Regions from separate parts of the Mus musculus genome. Here region 1 is linked to region 2. The links are chromatin contacts, found by Hi-C or POLR2A ChIA-PET in ENCODE. All regions are on one chromosome and are shown on one strand. Each heading gives the region's core, a stretch centred on a gene start or an enhancer-like site at or near the end of the contact. The rest is flanking DNA. Distances are from core to core; before and after follow the strand shown. Region 1 holds the start of AV051173 (expressed sequence AV051173). Region 2 holds the start of C530005A16Rik (RIKEN cDNA C530005A16 gene).

Region 1 (3,134 bases), core at 134-2,633, 88 kb before region 2:
GGAAAAGACAACAAAAAAAAGTAAACCCTATTCTTCTAAATAAGCAACAGCTTTCACCTACCTAGGAACTTAACTGTAGCTCAATCAGAACACAGGCTCACAGTTAAGGGTCCCAACCCAAAGCTCCAACTCCAGGGTAAAATTGAGACTGAAAAATCAGCCTTTGTTTTCACTTGCTAACAGCTCCACAGTGTGTCTAAATAGGTCAGCTCTCCCACCCTTTCTAAGCCAGTTTTTGCAATGGCATTTTATTCTGCATATTCATTAGGGAGAAACGGGAAGGAAATGGAACAGACACAAAAATCCCAAGCACATCAATGCCAGGACACTGGCATTTATTGCTTCAGATCTTTAGGTGTTCTGTTTAAGCTTAAGTTTTCTCTGCATAACTTGTTTGAGGCCAACCTAGATTTAGTAACCGTGTCTTAAAACGTTCTTTAGGTTTAACCCAGGGACAGTGGAGCATCATCCCAGCACTCTGCATGCTGAGGGAGGAGGATACTGAACCGAGGGAACACTTGTCTCAATTTCTGTATGAGGGAGGTTACGCAGGTTAAGGTAATTGCTATCTGATGACCGTAGTTCCATCTCCAGAATGCCCATAAGGATGGAAAGCCGACTTCTACAAGGTTCACACACACAAATGTTTAAAAGAAAAAAACTTGGGATGTGTAATCTCAACACTTGGGAAGTAGAAGCTTAAGATTCAGGAGTTCAAGGCTAGCCAAATTAGAGGCCAACCTATTTCCAAGATACTCTAAGAAAAATACAAAAAGAGTCAATGTACTGCTAAGAAACCGATTTCTGCACTATCGACCCAGGTCAACACCAAGACAAATAAATTGTTAAGATGTACAACATTAGGAGCTTCAGCGATGGCGCAACAATTTAAGAGCCTACACTGCTCCTTTCCGGAAAAGTCCTGGTTCAGATTCCTCCACCCACTTAGGATGGGTTCACAACCACCTGTAACTAGCTCGGGGGGGGGGGGGTGTTTACCACACAGGTAGACATACACATTAAAAAAAAACCCACAATCTAAAAGAAAATTTACGCCTCTCAGTATGAGTGCAAGTTGGAATCCAAGTTCCAAATTTCTTGGTTCATAATACCAATAACCAAAAGAAACGCCAAGAAAAAAAGCATCTTTCATCGCAAACTTTAAAAAACTTTTAACTGTTTTTTTTCAGGGACATGCTGCACCTGCAGCATAGCAACTACCTATCTGGTGTGCCCCCTAACATAAACCATCTTTTAATCAAACTTGCTTTGCAACGTGGCCCAGCATTTCCAAACTCAACCAATCCCGGAAAAGCGACTTCCGGCCGCTGAGAAGTCTCCGTAGGAATCGGACTAGAACGCCGGAGAAGGTCACGCCCCAAGCTCGCTGGAGGTTACGTTCCTACCACTCACGCCATCACCCACTATAGCACATCAGAAAACACAACGACACAGCCCAGTGCGCGCGGTAAGTTCCAGCACAAACTCGTCCCACCAAGCCATCTCCGCCCTCTATCGGTGAGCGGGAGAGGAGGAAACTGAACGTTAGCCTCAGGGTTCCAACAGGTCCGGGAACTAAGCGCCACGTGAAGAATGCGAGTAGAGCTCCAGCACTCGCGGGACCAGGCCTCGCCCTGCCGCTTCAGCCCGTGATCGCCCGGGACGAGCCGGGACCGGCCAGAGGGAGAAGGAACCAGTGATGGGCGCGAGCCGCGTTTCTCAGCGGCGATACCCGCACACTCACCAGGGTCGAGCCACAGGTCTCACAAACAGAAAGAGCCGTGAGAACGCAGGAAGAGGTCGCCCGACAGCGCGCGCGGGGAGCTGCTTTTATAGCCTACAAAGTTCTCGCGAGATTCTCACGGGCCGGGGGTGCGGGAAGAGGGGGACCTGGCTGAGCCCCGCCCCACCCTGGCCGGCCTACGGGGGATGACTCAGCGCTTTCCCTGGATGGGCCTGGAGTGGAGGGGGTCTCCAGGGGGAAACGCTCACACTTTCAGTGATGCTGTTCCCAGAGGTAGAAAAGCACTGCCCTTTGAGTCATTTCCTCGTTTAATCGGGGTACCCGGGTAATCCGTGCCTCTCTTTATTCCCAGGACCACTGTGTGCTGTGCAATCAAGACCCAAACTAGAAGAAGGGTCTGTTTTACTGCTCTTGGAAGGCCACGTCTAAAATTAAACCACGTTCAGGGGAAACTGTGCACCCAAATATTTCTCAGTCGCACCCCAGCCTCACAAACCTATTCTAGGGCTGGAAAAGCTGGCTCAGCCGTTATAAGCCCTGGCTGCACTACCAGAGGACCCAGCCTCAATTTCCAGCACCCACATGGCAGCTCATAACTGTGTAGATCCAGTTCTAGAGGATCCAACACCCTCACACATACATGCAAGCAAAACACCAATGCACAGAAAATGAAAAGAAATAAATCGTTAAGAACAAAAACAAAACTCCTGTTCTAGTCTGGTCCTCATTAACCCTCACCACTGAGGGCAGCCTCCATTGGTCTCTGATTACTGGATACTGCTTTTCTGTTTCACACCCATTTCTTGCATTATTCTTAAATCTTTCTGAATCTCAGCCTGTCACTAAACTGATTTGTGGTTTTAAAAACTGGGGCTCTGTGGTCAATTTCCTGAGTTAAAAGTCACTGTTCCAAGCCAGGCAGTGATGGCACATCTTCTTAGCACTCTAGAGGCAGAGACTAATGGAGCTCTGAGTTCGAGGCCAGCCTGGTCTCAATTCAATGCGAGTTCCAGGAAAGCCAGAGCTACACAGAGAAATCCTGCCTCCAAAAAAAAAAAAAAAAAAAAAGTCAAGAGAGTTAAAGAGGGGTCAGGCTTGATGGCCAGCACTGGGAAGGTAGAGGCAAGAGAACCTCTGTGTTTTTTAGTCCATCCTGGTCTACATAGCAAGTTCCAGGACAGCAAGGACAACATAGAGACCTTGGGGGAGGGGAGGGGAAGCCGGATAGATACAAAGCTCAGAGTTCCCATTTCATATCACATGCTTTGTGTGATTTAGGAACCCAGAGATGGATATAATCCAAACTTTACCCTCTAGAAAGTCATGCTATAAGGATGGGGCAGACATGGAAACACAACAGTTAGAAGATTTTATTAGGCCGTAGAGGTTT
Region 2 (2,700 bases), core at 74-2,573:
TACAAATCTATGTACACAGAGCCCCTAATTCCTCCACCCGGCCAGTACTTTAAGCCTGGATGGCGGTTGGTGGGTCTCCATAAATGTCAGCATTCAAAAATGCTGTGAAGGAGGGAGCAGGCCTCACCCAGGATCATAGGGTGCTGGACCTAGAACATCTGATGCAGGTAGGAGGAAGTGGAGATCCAGACCCATTTTTCTTGTCATGGTTCCATTAAGTATCTATTGTGGACAAAAGAGTTCAGTCCTACAGAACTGCAATCTGCCCATGATCCCCAAACTGCATGTCAAGCCAGCCATCAACCCCGAATGCTGTCTTTCTCACAGTCTTTGAAGTGCCATGGAAGTTCTGGGCTTTTGTGGAACTTGTAAGTTGTGGTATTGGGGGTGCAACCAGTGGAGGGAGGAGGGAGTTATCACACCTACTCAGGTGTCCGGGGAGATCCCTGGATCCTAGAAACAACAACAAAGTGGCTTGAGCTGGAGGAAGCAGCAAACTGAGTAAGTCAGAGGGAGTACAGGCTCATAAACCAAAGATACAAAGATAGCTGTATTGACAGAAACACGTTACAGACATGGACTTCATCCTCCCGACTTGGTCCCTTCACCCCTTCAGAGTTGGGTTCCCTGGGATTGTCTAGGGAGAGGCTGTATTTTTCACTGACCCCAGGGCGACAGACTCAGGACTTTCTGCTTCTGCAATGCCAGGATTTCTGCCTCCAGGAGCCTGTTTTCGGCTTCCACCGTTAGAACCTCCTCAGAGGCGGCACTTAGTTTTTCTGAGATGAATTAAAGTGATCTGTCAAGCATTATGTAGTAATCCAACTTTAAGGGTTTCTGCACAAGCCTGGATTTGTCATCTGGCAATGGGTTTTCCTTCCTTGGGCTTACGTGCCTCCCATTCTAGTGGTGCTCTCCCTCAAGCCCTTTTCTCCTTCCAACTCTAGGACCATCAGTGTAGAAACCCTCTATGATAGACCCTTTCGTTCACCCTTGCGGTTTTGCGACCGCTGCAATTCCAGGGCTGACGCTTCCACTTGCAGCTGCAATATTTTGTCCAGAACTTCTGGGTCCCGGCCTCCACCGTGCACGTAGGCTTCACGTAGGATCCTAGCAAGAAGGCAGCAGAAAGCGATCTCCCAGACTGAACAGACTCCCGATCCTGTCCACCCAGGGCCGGGGTCCTCACCGGATCTCTGCAGCCAGCGTTTCCGGGTTGAACCGCAGGGGCAGGTAACAGAATTCCACTGCCCTATGGGTGTCCTGCAGTTTTCTGGCGCAAGCAGATGATGTCACTGACCCGAGCCCAAGGCCCCGCCCGCACTCCTACCAAAGCTGGGCCGGCAACTCACCGAGGCTGAAGCTGGAGCGCCTGGAAATGCGCACCTAGCGTTTGCAGTGCTCCCCGGGTCCGGTTGGCCTCTTCCTTGAGTTCTCTGAGCTCGCGCTCCAAGTCGAATGGGCGGGGTAATCCTCCCTTGGGTCCCGCCACGCTGTGGAGGCGCCGTTTTAATTCTGAGGGACAAATGGGCAGAGTCAGGGTGAGTCCGAGCACAGCGACAGGGCCGAGTCCTTACCTCTCACCTTCGCCGCGACGCTCCAGCGCCCGGCTCTGTGCTTCTGTTTCTGCCATGCGTCTGGCGCGGGTTCCCTGCAAGACTCGCAGCCTCTCCCCAGGGCTCCCTGCAGTCTGGGAAGTGAGACCCTCAGTCGCTCGGGGACCTATTTTCTGTAGGGACAGCAACTGCACCTGCAAATAACTCGGACCCGCTATTTCTGTACTGGGTGATTTCCAGCATGTAAATCTCTACACATGTAAAGTTGAAGTTTGTAGTCATGATTGGTGTGTACCTCCTCTGTCAGCCTCTTTAGAGCAGATGTGCTGGCTTCCTGATCACGGCTCTTTTCTTGTGCCATGATCTGGTGGCGGGGAGGCAAAAAACGTAAGAATAATGATTGATGGAAAACCTACCCCTGGCCACTGGCGGCCCTTACCTTGGTGCCTCGTTTGATCGCGACTGAAGGCTGTGATTTAAGTGTTACCTCCGGAGTCAGCCGGCCAATGCAGAATCGTTTGGTGTGTGTGGCCAACAGAGCCCAGGAGCGGAAAACCATATCACAGGATTCACAGGATAAAAGTCCTGATTCCCCTGAGTAATCGGCCATGGAATGGAATCTCTTATAGACACCAGCGTCCTACAGAGGATGTGACAAAAGAGAAAAGGCGGACTGGACAGAAAAGAGAGAAAAGGGACAAAGAATAGACCAAGTCTGCTAAATCGCCAGGTCCTTCAAATGTATGTTTATGTTTGGGGAGGTGCCCTAGCTCCCTGGGCAGCGAGTACAGGCTTAGGCAGGCCTGGGCAATGTGCCTGGCCACCTTTGGGTGGGGCCCAGGTGTGAAAATGTCAGTTTGTTCCACCAATTACAGTGAGTTTGGCCAAGTATTTAATTAACTGCGGCTTTGACTTCATTGCCTATTTAGCCTCTGATAGGCAACTGTCATCTGTACCACAGCTGTTCTCTAAAATGGACAGATTTCAAGCTAGAATTCTCCACTGTAGGGAACATTTCCGCACAAGGTAAACCTCATATTAGCAGTATGTCTTTGCATAAACCCATCTTTTACAGAATTAACACACCACACAATGGAATAGTCTTTCTAATTCCCATTCTGGGACAGGAATGATCTGAACCTTT

The links. A loop is a pair of places that touch in the nucleus more often than their neighbours do. ChIA-PET counts read pairs that join two places held with the same protein, here RNA polymerase II (POLR2A).
Region 1: POLR2A ChIA-PET joins it to region 2 with 14 read pairs in embryonic stem cell. The contact joins the promoter of AV051173 here to the promoter of C530005A16Rik in region 2. A Hi-C loop is called at or near these places in 1 of 37 maps with a recorded cell type or tissue (T-helper 1 cell). POLR2A ChIA-PET finds 5 or more read pairs at or near these places in 5 of 5 experiments (Patski and embryonic stem cell).

Annotation. Positions count from the first base shown.
Region 1 is chr4:116,684,271-116,687,404 of GRCm38, reverse strand. It overlaps AV051173 (expressed sequence AV051173), which reads left to right and starts at 1,383. Exons shown (of 3, transcript NR_040442.1): 1 at 1,383-1,468; 2 at 1,567-1,760; 3 at 2,097-2,443. Prdx1 (peroxiredoxin 1) reads right to left here and starts at 1,806. Exons shown (of 6, transcript NM_011034.4): 1 at 1,745-1,806.
Region 2 is chr4:116,596,253-116,598,952 of GRCm38, reverse strand. C530005A16Rik (RIKEN cDNA C530005A16 gene) reads left to right here and starts at 1,323. Exons shown (of 3, transcript NR_029450.1): 1 at 1,323-2,700. It overlaps Ccdc17 (coiled-coil domain containing 17), which reads right to left and starts at 2,223. Exons shown (of 13, transcript NM_001037916.3): 1 at 1,996-2,223; 2 at 1,852-1,920; 3 at 1,585-1,690; 4 at 1,353-1,515; 5 at 1,190-1,273; 6 at 992-1,110; 7 at 666-779; 8 at 326-453; 9 at 128-222. The coding sequence starts at 2,166.